Linked DNA regions of Homo sapiens: region 2 is linked to region 1. The links are chromatin loops, found by intact Hi-C in ENCODE. Cell type or tissue: Calu3. All regions are shown on one strand. Links, peaks and the distances in the headings refer to the core of each region. The heading gives the core; the rest is flanking DNA.

Region 1 (7,778 bases), core at 1,815-4,314:
GGAGACTATTATTCTAAGTGAAATAACTCAGAAATTGAAAACCAAACATCGTATGTTCTCACTGCTATGTGGGAACTAAGTTATGAGGACATAAACACATAAGAATGATATAATAGACTTTGGGGACTTGGGGGGAGGGGTGGGAAGGGGGTTGAGGGATAAAAGACTACAAATAGGGTGCAGTGTGTACTGCTCAGGTGATGGGTGCAACAAAATCTCACAGATCTACTAAAGAACTTATGTAACCAAATACCACCTGTAGCCCCAATAACCTATGGAAAAAATAATTTTAAAAAGTTACTTTTAAAATAAAAAATGATTGATGGCTGGATGATAGTAGAACTTCAAAATTATATATAATACTAAAGTTGTTGGTTCCTTAGGGTTTTTATGTGATTGTTTTAAATTTGATTTTCATTTTACTCCATTCTTGCTTAAGGACTTTTTCTTACATTTCCTCTAGGTGGTGCTCCATAACCAAAAATCACTTTTTAGTCTAGTAGCTATCAAAAAATATTCTTAGTCAACAAGACACCCTCCTTTGTCTCCAAATTCTGTATTATATTTTATCTATGTCACAATTTATAGGATACTGGCACCATAAAACATAAATATATGTTTCTAAGTTCTACAAATTAATTTAATATAGCACAAAGCACCATCTGTATGGAATAATACCATCTGTTATGCCATGTACTGATCCCATTTCTCATATCTGTGTTATGGCAGCTAGCCATTAATTGGTATTAGATGTTCAGAATCCTGTTGATATGCTAGACGATCTGTATGTCATTTATAAAATGAAGGTATTAAAAACATAGGGCACCTAGAGTTAAATTTTCTTTATGCATATTCCACAGATGTGTTGTGAATATTTTAAAGACAAAATATTTTACTTATGTATCATATATTTTATTACTATTATATTTATCATTTCATAGTAGTATTAAATTTAAATTCATACATAAAATATTCTAGACCAAAAAAAGATTTTTCGACTTGTGTTTTTAAAAAGGTTTTGAATTACATTCAAATTAAAAAAAAGCTATCATTGCATTTTATCTCTTTCTACTTAAATATCCTTCCATTCTCTAGTTCTCTAGTCTTCTTAAGGAACCGACTACTTCTATAACTCTAATCCTCCACTATTGCTCTGCTTCCCACTCTAACCCTGAAGGTCAATGATGCCAATTCCTTGGTATCTAAATATTCAAAATTTTCAAGTTGAGTACCAACTTGAAAGATAAGATTATCTGTCTCTGTTGTTTTTGTGTATGATTTCTATTAGATAAGATCTTGTATTAAGCTGCTATTTTGAAAGAATTACTCACCCAGCAAATGTTTAAATTAACCAACATTGAGTATTTAATTTTTTATTTGTATCAATTGTTAGTACGGATAATTTGAAATCTAATTACATTTTAATAACAAATTATACCGATTTTTAAAAATAGGTAAACAATCTCCACCAATGAGCAATGATTAGAAGTGAATTTGGCATAAAGTGAAGGTTAGCATTTGATATTACTTAGGCTTTTTTTTTGGTTTGGAAATGCTGCTACAATAAAGATAATATTAAAAAATTTAACACCATGCATTTTATTTCTTGAATTAAAAACATATATGCATGAGAGAATGCATTTGGCTATTAAAAATGACCAACCACAAAACCTTATTACTTTATTAATTTTTAAAGTTTTATTTATTTATTATTTTTATTTTAGGTTCAAGGGTACATGTCCAGTTTTGTTATATAAGTAAATTGTGTGTCACAGTGGTTTGGTGTACAGATTATTTTATCATCCAGGTAATAAGCATAGTACCCTATAAGGAGTTTTTGAATTCTTTCCCTCCTCCCACCATTCATCCTTAAATACACATATGTCCATGTGTACTCAATAAAACCCTCTTACTTGTTTTAATGCTCCAAGGTATTTCAGGCTGCAGATTTCCTCCAGTTGTTATTTCACAATATCAGTTAATCAAAGGGCATATTTAAAATTGTGATGTAGTGATGTTACTTTGAGAGGCCAACTAAGATATCAGAATGCAAATATTCTCAGGATATTAGAAATAAATTTTGAGTTAATTATTGTGCTAACTCCTTTAAATAAATTGCCATACTATTTTACCTTTAGACTCTTGTACATCATTTTATAAAACTTTGCAAAACCATTGGTGTTTCATCCTTGAGTTATGGCCATTCAAGTTGAAGTTGACTACCATCTTGTTTATATTGGAATTAAATTTTCTTTTAAATAAAACTATGACATAATGATCCATCTGTTTAAAAAATATAGAACAACGTTTTTATACTAGCAATTTGTTTGATTGACTTATTATCCCTTCCTAGAAAATAATATTGTGTTTAAAACAGAGAAAGCCTCACAATAATTAAAGGTCAGCAAACCAGGAATCTAAAGACAAGTTCTGGGCTTGACTCAGGTCTAAAGATTAGGTCACAGCTGTGTATATATATGGGCAATTGATCTAATCTCTTTATTTCACTTTTCTTGCTTGACCAACCCCAAAGCATAAAGCACTAGATAAATGCAAGTTATCATTATTATAGAAAAATATTTACCCTGATTATCCCCTCATAAATGCAAACTTTGCAACAATATGCCTACCATAACTGTCAAGGGCAGAAAAACACTTTCTTTCTATAATATACTCTATGAGATTCTCTGCTCCAACCAGGCTTTTGCCCAACTGCAGCAGCCTTTCAGCAGAAGTTGGCACCTTTCCAGGTTGCTCTGGCAGTTGCCACATTAGGTACTGAACAGTGACAGCTGCATACTTGGGAGACTACCTGAGCACAGATGCTTCTAGCCTTTCACCTCCAAAAAGGAGCCATGTAGTTCACATTGAACATATACATTGCTGATGAGCGGAGAGCAGGAGAAGAAGAGGAGGAGGAAGAGAAAAACATGACAAAAAATTCTCCTTCTCATAGAGTCATAGAATTTTAGTAATGGAAAGGAACTTAAAGGTCATCTTGTGTAATCACGCATTCCTTTTCCTCATTCTACCCAGCACCTTTATAGACCTAAGGAGATTTTCCTCTATGTTTTATAAATTGCATAGAGACAAAAAAGAAAAAGTATATGTGATTCAGTTGTCAGTGAAAAAGATACTGCTCATGAACTTTCTAAACTGTGCACCCACCTATATCAGAAATAAATGATGGAAACAAAATATAAACAATTAAAATGTCATTATCACAGCTCTTAGAAACAAATGGGTAAAATATGGAAGTGAGTGAAAATAAAACCTGGACTCCAGTGAATCTCTGCAATTGGTGTATTATTGATTTCAGTAGCAATATTATTTATCTATTGCTGTGTAATGAATTACCCTAAAACTTAGAGGCTTATACAGTCAACTGTAACACAAATAACAATCATTTGTGTTATGGTTTTTGTGGGTCTGGAATCTGAGCATAGTTTAGCTGAAAGCCTCTGACTCAGAGATTTTTACAAGGTTGCATTCAAAATGTTGGCAGCTGCTGTCATCTCAGAGCTCAACTTGGGAATGACTTGCTTCCAGCTTCTCTCACATGGTTCCTGGCAGGCCTCAGATTCTGCCTGGCTGTTGGCTAGAGATATCAGTTTATTGCCATGTGGGCCTCTCCATAGGGATGCTCACGATATGATAGCTGGCTTCCCTCAGAGCATGTGAGTGAGATGAAAGAGAAGGTGTACAAGATGGAAGCCACAGTTTCTTTGTAACCTAATTTTGGAAGTGACATTCCATTGCTATTGCTGTATCCTGTTTGTTAGAAGCAAGTTATGAATTCCAGCCCACATTCAAGGGGAGGAGAGTAGACACAAAGATGTGTATACCAGGAGGTGGAGATCATTGAGGGCCTTCTTAGAAGCTGCCTACTATAGTAGCCTTTTTAATTCTATCATTTTAAAATGAGGAGGACAAGCAATTTGAAAATGTTTTACTATGACTAATTCAACATCGTAAATTCTAGTACATACAATATGGTTTGTTGAGAGTAAGCATATTCAAATTAATTAGCTGAATAAGTTTTTTTTGGTGTTTCCATATAGTTTATATAGATTATTAAAATTAAATATTGAGAATTCCAGTTCCAGCTAGTCCTTACTAAACCTCCCCCTTACAGCTAAGAAGGCAAATTGGCTAGGGATCTTGAGGAATAACTGGTGGTGAGTTAATGAGTTCTTCTAGAGCTTTAGGATGCATATATGAAGAGCAGACTTCATTATAGAGTACAGAAATTTGGAATGTATTACTCTTTTGGCCCACATGACATTTCTTGGAAAATTATTTTTTTAAAAAAAGTATAACTTTGGTATGATATTGTTTACTGGTTATCTCTTTAAAAAAATATATCCAGTACATAAAATGAACTGAGGGTACTTTCTGTTTAATTGAACCTGCAAGTTACTTGATTTGAATGAATATGAACATATTCTTTAATTGTAATTTATTCTTTATTCCCTCTTCTATATTGTATGTCTTTATTTAGTAACATTGTAAAGCCAAGATATCATAATATGAGATGTAAAATTTTATAATATCTCTTTTGAAGCTCCATTATCTAACAGTATGATGCTATCTCTAAAAACATTTTTATTCAGATAAAGTTTCTTAATATGTTTTAGGCAATAGTAAAATCTTGCTATGTTAGATATATTTATATTTTGTTGACAATATTGCATAAGTTTTTGTTTGGAATAAAAATTATAATGTCTCTAATTTATCGAAATTCGATTTATCTACAGGTGTGTGACTCATTTGTAGGTAAATGAGTTTATTGTGAATAATTGCAAAGACTAATCCATGTGTGAAAATAGTCATACTAGCTTCCTATTATGTTAAAATTTTACAAAAAAGCTCATATTTTTTCAAGCTAACATATATCAAGTATTTACCATATGTCAAACACTAGGCTAAGGACTTTAAATGCATTATCTCATTAATGTTCACATTGCCCTATGAGGCAAGACCTATTTATATCCCTATTTACTGGTGAAGAAATTGAGGCTAATGAAGATTACAGAGTCAGAATTTAAACCTAGGTCTTGGTGATATGAAAATTCCTGCTCTTAACCACCATGTAATACTGACTTTCCCATTCGTATAAATGACTTTGTATGTTGTAGATCAGTCCAATTTGACTTCGGTTGTTTCAATAACAGGTATTTGCAAAGCTGCTCATGCTTTGGCTATTGTATGGCTGGGGGTTTGCTTGCTTGTTAGTTTGCTTAATTGCTCATTTGTGATTGGTTATACCGTGTGTAACTTTCTCACTATTCATGCTTGATCTCCAGTAGGTCTTTTTCTCTTAGTGCAGAATTAAATGCCTAGAGTTTGTATGAAAAATTTTCTCCACTCTTTCCTTTCTGTATTCAAGATTCCATGTAACACCTAAATGTGAAGTGAAACTGAAAACAAAGCATTTAAAAATTTGGAGATTCCTAAATATCTAGAAATCCGATGTTGTTTAGCCAAACATCTGGGCGTTTGAATATTTCAGCTTCCAACCACATGCCTGGCAATCTGCAGAGATAGCCTGATGTTGATAAGCCTTAGAACTTCTTAGGCTTACTTTAGTACCATCTACTCTCCTCCAATTCCAGGTCGAAATGTATGAATCAGAATAATTCAGAGGATTGCTCTTTCTTTTTGATTTACCTGGAAGATTTTATGTCTTTCTTATAAATTAAAATAAAAATATTATCAGTCCGGTTTTGACTTTTCCATTAAAATCTCCTGTGGGTTTTTCCCCCAAAGATGGCAGATTCAAGGCAGTGTTCGCATGCCTCTCCCACTTGAAAACACAAAATAGTGTGTAGATATTCACCTTGTGAACTTTTTCACCCAAGAAACAATGCAGGAACTTAATGGGAAAACTAAAATCCATAGATTATTTGAAAGAAGCAGCAGGCTGCCACCTACACCGTGAGCCAGGTGAAAAACTGTTAAGTCCCCAGAATGTGAGAGGAGAGACACCGCCTGCAGAATATACACCCCCACTGGGGAAAATGGAAATCCAGACCACAGGGGAAGGCCTTAACCCTACGCTGTGCCAGAACTGAGTAAGAGAGTGGTGAGAAATATAAAAGTAGGAATGGCGGTGGGAAGAGCCTTGCATGCATTCCCATCTTCAGCATGGTCCAAGAAAGCCATTCCTTATCCTGCCTCACAAGAGACGTCACAGAAATCTGCCAACTAACTCAGGCAGTGGTCACAGGTTGAAAGAAGCTCCCAACTTAATTTTATGCTGTAACCTTTAGTGGGGCAGAAGCCCCTTCACCAGAACCAGGAGGTGAGTGGGAAGCGTGCTGCAGCCACAAGTGCAGGAGCTGGGTGCCCTGGCTGTGCCAGCAGACTGGGAGAGGTGTGGCCTGAATGCAGTGGTTTCTGTCTCCATGGGGAAAGCTTATGACCTGGGGCAGTTTTAAGTTTTGAGTGTAGACAACCTGGAACTTAGCTTGCTGTGGGTAGTGGAAAACTGCATGTGGGAGATCTGCCTTGCTAAGTGCGTGGAAGCTGGGTGGGACTTATTACCACCTGGTACTCGCCACTCCCTGCCTGAACTCTTCTGTGCAGCAGAGAGTTATGGTCCTCTGTGCAACATTACCCCAGTGGCCAGAAACTGCTCCCCCTGACTTTCACAGGGGCCATTCCTTGCTCTACACATGGAGAGTCTGAGCAGGGACCTGCCTGACCCAACCCCAACCTGGCTTTGCCCTTCCACTGCCCCCACCCCCGGTAGCTTAACATGAAGGACAGAAACTTTTGGGAGATTTATAGCCCTGCCTATCACCTGAGAAACCAGAGTATTGCCCCTGGGTACCATAAGGCAAGCATAAATTCCACTGCTACTACCACAGCTACTGCTCTTTTGAAAGTGTCACCTCCTGGCTGAGGGTCAGCCAACACAGTCCATTACAGCATCTCCAGGTAGAATAGCACTGAGCCCAGGAAGGAGAAATCGTGTACATGACCTTAGCTATTACCATATCCTGCACCACCGTGGCTAAACAGGAGGTACTGAGTCTGTCCATGTAACTTGTTAATTACTACTATAAGTGGTATTTGAGAAAGCCAACACACTAAGGCTATCTATAACCAAGGAATCTCACAGAGTCTACACCACTTTCTTGCTACTATCATTAGAGCTTGTGCTGGTACCTGATACTGGGAGACTGGAGGACATGTAACATCTCTGAATCCTTTGCAGACATCCTCTAGCACCAGCCTGGAGTGTGGCAGCTACACCACTGGGTGACCAGACCGAAAGGAGAAACAGCATTCAAAGTAGTCTGGCTCCCAGGTATTCTACTCCTAGGGAGAAAGGGAAGTTTACCACATCAAGGGAACACCCCATGGGAAAAAAGAACCTGGACAGCAGGCCTTGAGTCTCAGATCTTTCGGCTGGTGGAAGGTTTCTTTCAGCAGAGGCATAGTTGCAGTGCTGGGCTTATCAGGGAAAGACTGCAGCTTTACCCCAACAGTCAGGCATCCCTGGTGCTCCTGAAGGGTCTTGGAGAACAGGACTTCTTTATCCCCTCGTCTACTACTGCAGACATAGCTGGGGCTTTTCCCATGAAAGCTTGGTGTGGGTGCACCTATAGACAGCTTCTTTAGAACACTTCAAGGTGACTGCAACCCCACAGGAAGAGCACCCTCCAGGTGCAGGCTTGCATGAGAGGTAAAGTCACAATTCTTCTCTACTTGGAACATCAACATTTCTGTGTATAAAAGAGATGCCTGTATGCCTTGAATAGCTGCAGCAT
Region 2 (7,778 bases), core at 1,711-4,210, 300 kb after region 1:
CTGCTCTTTAAATTTATGTACACAATAGAGAGAAAAACAGGGGACTGTAGAATAAACATAAGAAACATAAAAACCAAATGTGTGGACATTGTTTGCATGCTGATGAGAAAAAAGTTGGAAGAAGATATCTTTGAGATAATTAGGAAAATTTTAACCTAAGCTGGGTATTAGATGTTATTAAAACATTATTGTTAATTTTGGTAGGTATGGTAATAACTGGGTGGTTATGTGGAAAAATAAGTCCTATTAGTTTGATATGTACTCTGAAATATTAAGGAGTGAACTAACATAATGTCTGAAATTTGCTTTAAAGTATTCCAGAAAAAAGCAAAGGAAAGAATACATGTAAAGAGATTGTTGTTATGTACACTGAATACCCAGAAAAAAACACCCAATGTAAAAAAAAAAAACTATAAAAGAACAAGAAGGAAACAGTGAATTTTTGTATAATTGAGTGACAGGAAAGACCTTTTAAACTTTGGTAAAAAGTCCAGGCCAAAGAAACAAAGACTGATAATATCAACTACTTTAAAAGCAAATAAACAAAAAATTTACATGATCATAAAACATAACATGATAAAAAAATTTTAAATGACAAATGAAAAACTGGAAAAAATATTTGCAACTGATATCACAGATAAGACCTAATCCTCCTACTTTTAGAAACTGATAAGACATATATGAAAAATACTCAACCTTACTCATAAAAGAGAAATATGGATTAAACTACAATGAAAAAGAATGTTCAGCAATAAACTTCAGGAAGTAAGCACTCTCATATATTTTGGTAGAACAATCCCTATGAAGGTTAATTTTGTAATATTTATAAAAAATACAAATGAATTTGTTCGAGTCAACAATCCTACTAGAATTTATGTCTACAGATATACCTGTGTATGCATATATACAAAACTTTTTATTGGTGTACTGTTTGGATTAATAAAATATTAGAAATAACTCAAATGTACATCACAGAGAACTGGTTAAATAAGTTATGGTACATTCATACAATGGAGTACTACTCACCTGTTTGAAAAACAAAGAATGAAGACCCGCTCTTTATTTATACTGATATGAGAAGGTTTCAGGATACAGAGTTCAGTGAAAAAAAGCAAGGAAAGGTAGAGTATCTATAGTATACTACCTTTGTAATAAATAAAGGTTGGAAATGAAAATGAAGTATGTCATAATTTTCTTGCTTTTACATAAAGAAACACTCGAAGTAGCCACAATATTGAATAAAAGCAGTTAATGGAGGGGTAGGAGGAGCCATGTAGATTGAGAAAGGATAGAAATGGGACTTCTGAATAGAAACCTTGTTATGTTGCTTTATTTTGAGACATGTGACTATATTACACATTGAAAACAAGATAAATAAAAACAGTTTAAAATAGGAAAATTAGCTCCTCAGCAAATCTTTTCCATTTCTCTCAAGAAGATTTAATATTTCTTTTTCTTGTGCTTCCACGCTATTTTGTGTGTTTTATATATATACTATTTTCTATAACACTCCTCAGTGAGTACTATACTTTTTGTTTCTTATTGGTAATTCCTACAAAGCTATGAACTCCTAAAGTGTAGAAATCTTGTTTTAAGGCATTGCTGTCTCTCTCATAATGAGCACAGTGCCTGGCAAGTGGTAGTTATCCAGTAAACTGTCTTTGAATGAATGTAACCTTTTCAAGTCCACCTTATCTTAGTGAATCTCTTCCCATAACATCTTACTTGTGTCTATTTTATTGCATTTATCGTTATCTTATGTTAGAATTACTCACTTAGATTTGTTTGTCTTTATGATGTGAACTCCTGGAGATATGTGTTAAATTAAGACAGTGAACTGAGAGACTTCCATAAAGTTAGAAATTTTTTTCTGTAATTTCTCCTAAGTTAACAAAAGATATTAATATTATCATATGTAAGATGATCACTCTCTAGTAAAATAATAGTCTCATTATAGGAAAATAAGAAATAAATCTTAAAAAAATGTTTATTACACTTATGTGTTTATCCACAGAGACCTCACACATCATACAGTCCTTTATTAAAGGGTATGCAGAAATCTGTTAAGCTGTTTTTAAAATCTCCTTTTCCTTTTTATTTAATTTACAGAATTTCAAGAATTAATTTTGAAAGACACTCATAGTATTTAGACAGACTTCTACAGACTGATAAGGGTAGAATAACACTAGTAAATAGGCGTTTAAAGATGGAAAGAGATATTTTCCTAGAGTACATAAATTCTTTGAATGCATGAAAGTCCCTTGACCCAGCTGAAATACATTTGTTTATATAGTTATTCATTCAGTAAATATTTTTTGAGCAACTACTATACTAGGCATTCTGAGATACTAAGGAATAAATATAAAGTTTGTCCTCAGGGAGGCAGTATAGCATAGTAGTTAAAAACATAGAATAAAATACATCTACTTCTGAAACATTGCTTCTCTCTTTACTAGTTACATGACCTTGAGCAAATTGCTTAAATATTATGTCTTAGATTTATCCTCCATCAAATAAGGATAATAATACCTATTTCATAGGATTTCTATGAAGAGTTAAATGAAAAAATGAAAGTACATAAAATACACACTGCTTGCCATATAATAAATAATTTAATAAGTATTTTAAAGTCTTGTAGTGTAGAAATAGAAGTGTTCTTTTCTGCAATGTATTTTTTTCCTAAGAGTAGCATTTATCTGCTTTATAGTATATGTAGTATATGACTCCATTCCAAAAACTTATAAATAGACTCTGCATTCACACATGATACTCTTGTCATAATTCTCAAGCTGTACAAGGTAGGGGGGAACAACTTAGAATAAGTAGTGAGAAGATTAGTAAATGAAACTGATCAACAACTATTAGTAATCTTACTAAGAAGAATAAAAGAGAGTTCAGAAGACTGATGATGGAAGAATATGATTTATTTATTTGAACATAAGAGTGGAAGTCTAAGAAAGATTCTAAATGTATTAAAAAGCACTTTGGAAAAAGAAATGGATGTTACTAAAAGTCAATGTGGATTCACTAAGAATGTATTATGCGAAACCAGTGTTACTCAAACTGGTGTCCCTCAGAATACTAAATGTTAATAGAATGGTGCTGGAATTAAAAAATCTGTTCTATGGCTAAATAAATATGGGAAACAGGTATTTAGCAAAGTATTTGAACACAGAACAATTCTATTTGTGTGTGTGTGTGTGTGTGTATGTGTGTATTACTTATCATTATTCTAGACTAACGGCCTATGAAATATAGTTTTGGTTAACTATAGTTTTAAGTTAATTTTCTTTATTTGTAGAGTTACGAGACTTGTGGAAAGGAAAATAAACAATCATGTTTTATTTTAATTTTTATAAGGAGTTTGAAGAAATTTCATAAATGTAAGATGAAAACATGTCTTCAGGATCACTTAAATATATTGATTCCATAACCCTTAAATAAATTTTGAAAATTTATATATCCCAGAGGCTCCTCAGCCGCATGCCAAGCAGTCAATCGCCTTAGCTCCCGCAGCCTGTGCTCCCAACTCTGTGGCTCCACCCGCTATTGTAGGCCAATAATCTGTTATGGAGCATGCCTTTACCCCGTTGGAGCCCCTGCTTTCCACTGAAGTGCCTTCACCTTCTGCCATAATTGTGAGGCCTCTCCCAGCTACATGGAACTATGGCCGAATAGGAACAGCTCCAGTCGGCAGATCCCAGCATGATCGACCCAGAACACGGGTGATTTCTGCATTTCCAACTGAGCTCTGAAGAGAGCAGTGGTTCTCCCAACATGGTGTTTGAGCTCTGAGAATGGACAGACTGCCTCCTCAAGTGGGTCCCTGACCCCTGTGTAGCCTAACTGGGAGACACTTCCCAGTAGGGGCCGACAGACACCTCATATAGGTGGGTGCCCCTCTGGGAGGAAGCTTCCAGAGGAAGGATCAGCCAGCAATATTTGCTGTTCTGCAACCTCCGCTGGTGATAGCCAGGCAAACAGGGTCTGGAGTGGACCTCCAGCAAACGCCAACAGACCTGCAGCAGAGGGGCCTGACTGTTAGAAGGAAAGCTAACAAACAGAAAGGAATAGCATCAACATGAACAAAAAGGACATCTACACCAAAACCCCATCTGTAGGTCACCAACATGAAAGACCAAAGGTAGCTAAAACCACAAAGATAGGGAGAAACCAGAGCAGAAAAGTTGAAAATTCTAAAAATCAGAGGAGCACCTCCTCTCCTCCAAAGGATCACAGTTCCTCACCAGCAACGGAGCAAAGCTGGACGGAGAATGACTGATGAGTTGACAGAAGTAGGCTTCAGAAGGTTGGTAATAACAAACTTCTCCGAACTAAAGGAGCATGTTTGAACCCATTGCAAGGAAGCTAAAAACCTTGAAAAAAAGGTTAGACGAATGGCTAACTAGAATAAACAGTGTAGAGAAGACCTTAAATGACCTGATGGAGCTGCAAACCATGGCATGAGAACTTCGTGACACATGCACATGCTTCAGTAGCCAATTTGAAAAGTGGAAGAAAGGCTATCAGTGACCAAAGATGAAATTAATGAGATAAAATGAGAAGACAAAGAGGAAAAAGAGTAAAAACAAACGAACAAAGCCTCCAAGAAATATGGGACTATGTGAAAAGACCAAATCTACATTTGATTGGTGTACCTGAAAGTGTCAGGGAGAATGGGACCAAGTTGGAAAACACTCTGCAGGATATTGTCCAGGAGAACTTCCCCAACCTAGAAAGACCTAGAAAGACAGGCCAACATTCAACTTCAGGAAATACAGAGAACACCACAAAGATACTCCTCGAGAAGAGTAAGAGCAAGACACATAATTGTCAGATTCACCAAGGCTGAAATAAAGGAAAAAATGATAAGGGTAGCCAGGGAGGAAGGTCGAGTTACCCACAAAGGGAAGCCCATCAGACTAACAGCGGATCTCTCAGAAGAAACCCTACAAGCCAGAAGAGACTGGAGGCCAATATTCAACATTCTTAAAGAACTAATACATGTTCTAAGATTACATTTACTAATTTAATAAATGTACTAAAATATTAAAAAAAAATTTCAACCCAGAATTTCATATTCAGCCAAACTAAGCTTCATAAGTGAAGGAGAAATAAAATCCTTTACAGACAAGCAAATGCCAAGAGATTTTGTCACCACCAGGCTCAAAATAAAGGGATGGAGGAAGATCTACCAAGCAAATGGAAAGCAAAAAAAAAAAAAAAAAAAAAAAAAAAAAAAGAAGTGGTTGCAATCCTAGTCTCTGTTAAAACAGATTTTGAACCAACAAAGATCAAAAGAGATAAAGAAGGCCATTACATGATGGTGAAGGGATTAATTCAACAAGAAGAGCTAACTATCCTAAATATATATGTACCCAATACAGGAGCACCCAGATTCATAAAGCAAGTCCTTAGAGACCTACAAAGAGACTTAGACTCACACACAATAATAATGGGAGACTTTAACACCCCAGTGGCAGTACTAGACAGATCAATGAGAAAGAAGGTTAACAAGGATATCCAGGGCTTGAACTCAGCTCTGCACCAAGCAGACCTAATAGACATCTACAGAACTCTCCACCCCAAATCAACATAATATACATTTTTCTCAGCACCACATCACACTTATTCCAAAATTGACCACATAATTGGAAGAAAAACACTCCTCAGCAAATGTAAAAGAACAGAAATCACAACAAACTGTCTCTCAGACCACAGTGCAAGCAAATTAGAACTCACGATTAAGAAACTCACTGAAAACTGCACAGCTTCATGGAAACCGAACAACTTGCTCCTGAGTGACTACTGGGTATGTAATGAAATGAAGGCAGAAATAAAGATGTTCTTTGAAACCAATGAGAACAAACACACAACATACCAGAATCTCTGGGACACTTTTAAAGCAGTGTGTAGAGGAAAATTTATAGCACTAAATGCCCATAAGAGAAAGCAGGAAAGATCTCAAATCGACACCCTAACATCACAACTGAAAGAACTAGAGAAACAAGAGCAAACACATTCAAAAGCTAGCAGAAGGCAAGAAATAACTAAGATCAGAGCAGAATGGAAAGAGATAGAGACACAAAAAACCCTTAAAAAATCAATGAATCCATGAGCTGGTTTTTTGAAAAGATCAACAAAATTGATAGTTAGCAAGACTAATAAAGAAGAAAAGAGAGAAGAATCAAATAGATGCAATAAAAAAGGATAAAGGGGATATCACCACCGATCCCACAGAAATACAAATTACCCTCAGAGAATACTATAGACATCTCTACGCAAATAAACTAGAAAATCTACAACAAATGGATAAGTTCCTGGACACATACACCCTTCCAAGACTAAACCAGGAAGAATTTGAATCTCTGAATAGACCAAAAACAGGCTCTGAAATTGAGGCAATAATTACAACCATAAAAAGTCCAGGAACAGATGGATTCACAGCCGAATTCTACCAGAGGTACAAAGAGGAGCTGGTACCATTCCTTCTGAAACTATTCCAATCAATAGAAAAAGAGGGAATCCTTGCTAACTCATTTTGTGAGGCCAACATCATCTTGATACCAAAGCCTGGTAAAGACACAACAAAAAAAGGGAATTTTAGACCAACATCCCTAATGAATATAGATGAGAAAATCCTCAAGAAAATACTGGCAAACTGAATCCAGTAGCACATCAAAAAGCTTATCCACCACAATCAGGACTGCTTCATCCCTGGGATGCAAGGCTGGTTCAAAATACACAAATCAATAAGCATAATCAATCACATAAACAGAACCAATGACAAAAACCACATGGTTATTTCAATAGATGCAGAAAAGGCCTTCGACAAAATTCAACAGCTCTTCATGCTAAAAACTCTCAATAAACAGGGTATTGATGGGACGTATCTCAAAATAATAAGAGCTATTTATGACAAACCCACAGCCAATATAATACTGAATGGACAAAAACTGGAAACATTCCCTTTGAAAACCGGCACAAGACAAGGATGCCCTCTCTCACCACTCCTATTCAACATAGTGTTGGAAGTTCTGGACAGGGCAATCAGGCAAGAGAAAGAAATAAAGTGTATTCGATTAGGAAAAGAGGAAGTCAAATTGTCCCTGTTTGCACATGACATGATTGTATATTTGGAAAACCCCATCGTTTCAGCCCCAAATCTCCTTAAGCTGATAAGCAACTTCAGCAAAGTCTCAGGATACAAAATCAAAGTGCAAAAATCACAAGCATTCTTATACACCAATAACAGACAAACAGAGAGCCAAATCATGAGTGAACTCCCATTCACAATTGCTAAAAAGAGAATAAAATACCTAGGAATCCAACTTACAAGGGATGTGAAGGACCTCTTCAAGGAGAACTACAAACCACTGCTCAATGAAATAAAAGAGGACACAAACAAATGGAAAAACATTCCATGCTCATGGATAGGAGGAATTAATATCGTGAAAGTGGCCATACTGCCCAAGATAATTTATAGATTCAATGCCATCCCCATCAAGATACCAATGACTTTCTTCACAGAATTGGAAAAAACTACTTTAAAGTTCATGTGGAACCAAAAAAGAGCACGCATTGCCCAGACAATCCTAAGCAAAAAGAAAAAAGCTGGAGGCATCATGCTACCTGACTTCAAACTATACTACAAGGCTACAGTAACCAAAACAGCATAGTACTGGCACCAAAGCAGATATATACACCAATGAAACAGAATAGAGGCCTCAGAAATAGCACCACACATCTACAACCATCTGATCTTTGACAAACCTGAC

The links. A loop is a pair of places that touch in the nucleus more often than their neighbours do. Peaks named below come from ENCODE experiments on the same cell type or tissue, not always from the same donor. Only the 100,000 strongest peaks of a DNase experiment are listed, where the experiment ranks them.
Region 2: it touches region 1 in a loop (4-fold over the local background); 3 of 110 quality-filtered maps call a loop at or near these places.

Annotation. Positions count from the first base shown.
Region 1 is chrX:80,876,593-80,884,370 of GRCh38, forward strand. No RefSeq gene overlaps it. Among named protein-coding and RNA genes, the nearest start is that of BRWD3, 71 kb to the left of the region's middle. In Calu3, for the core only: no CTCF peak of the experiment used is centred there; a DNase peak (open chromatin) is centred at 2,759.
Region 2 is chrX:81,172,157-81,179,934 of GRCh38, forward strand. All of the region lies in intron 1 of HMGN5 (high mobility group nucleosome binding domain 5), which reads right to left. Among named protein-coding and RNA genes, the nearest start is that of HMGN5, 26 kb to the right of the region's middle. In Calu3, for the core only: no CTCF peak of the experiment used is centred there; no DNase peak of the experiment used is centred there.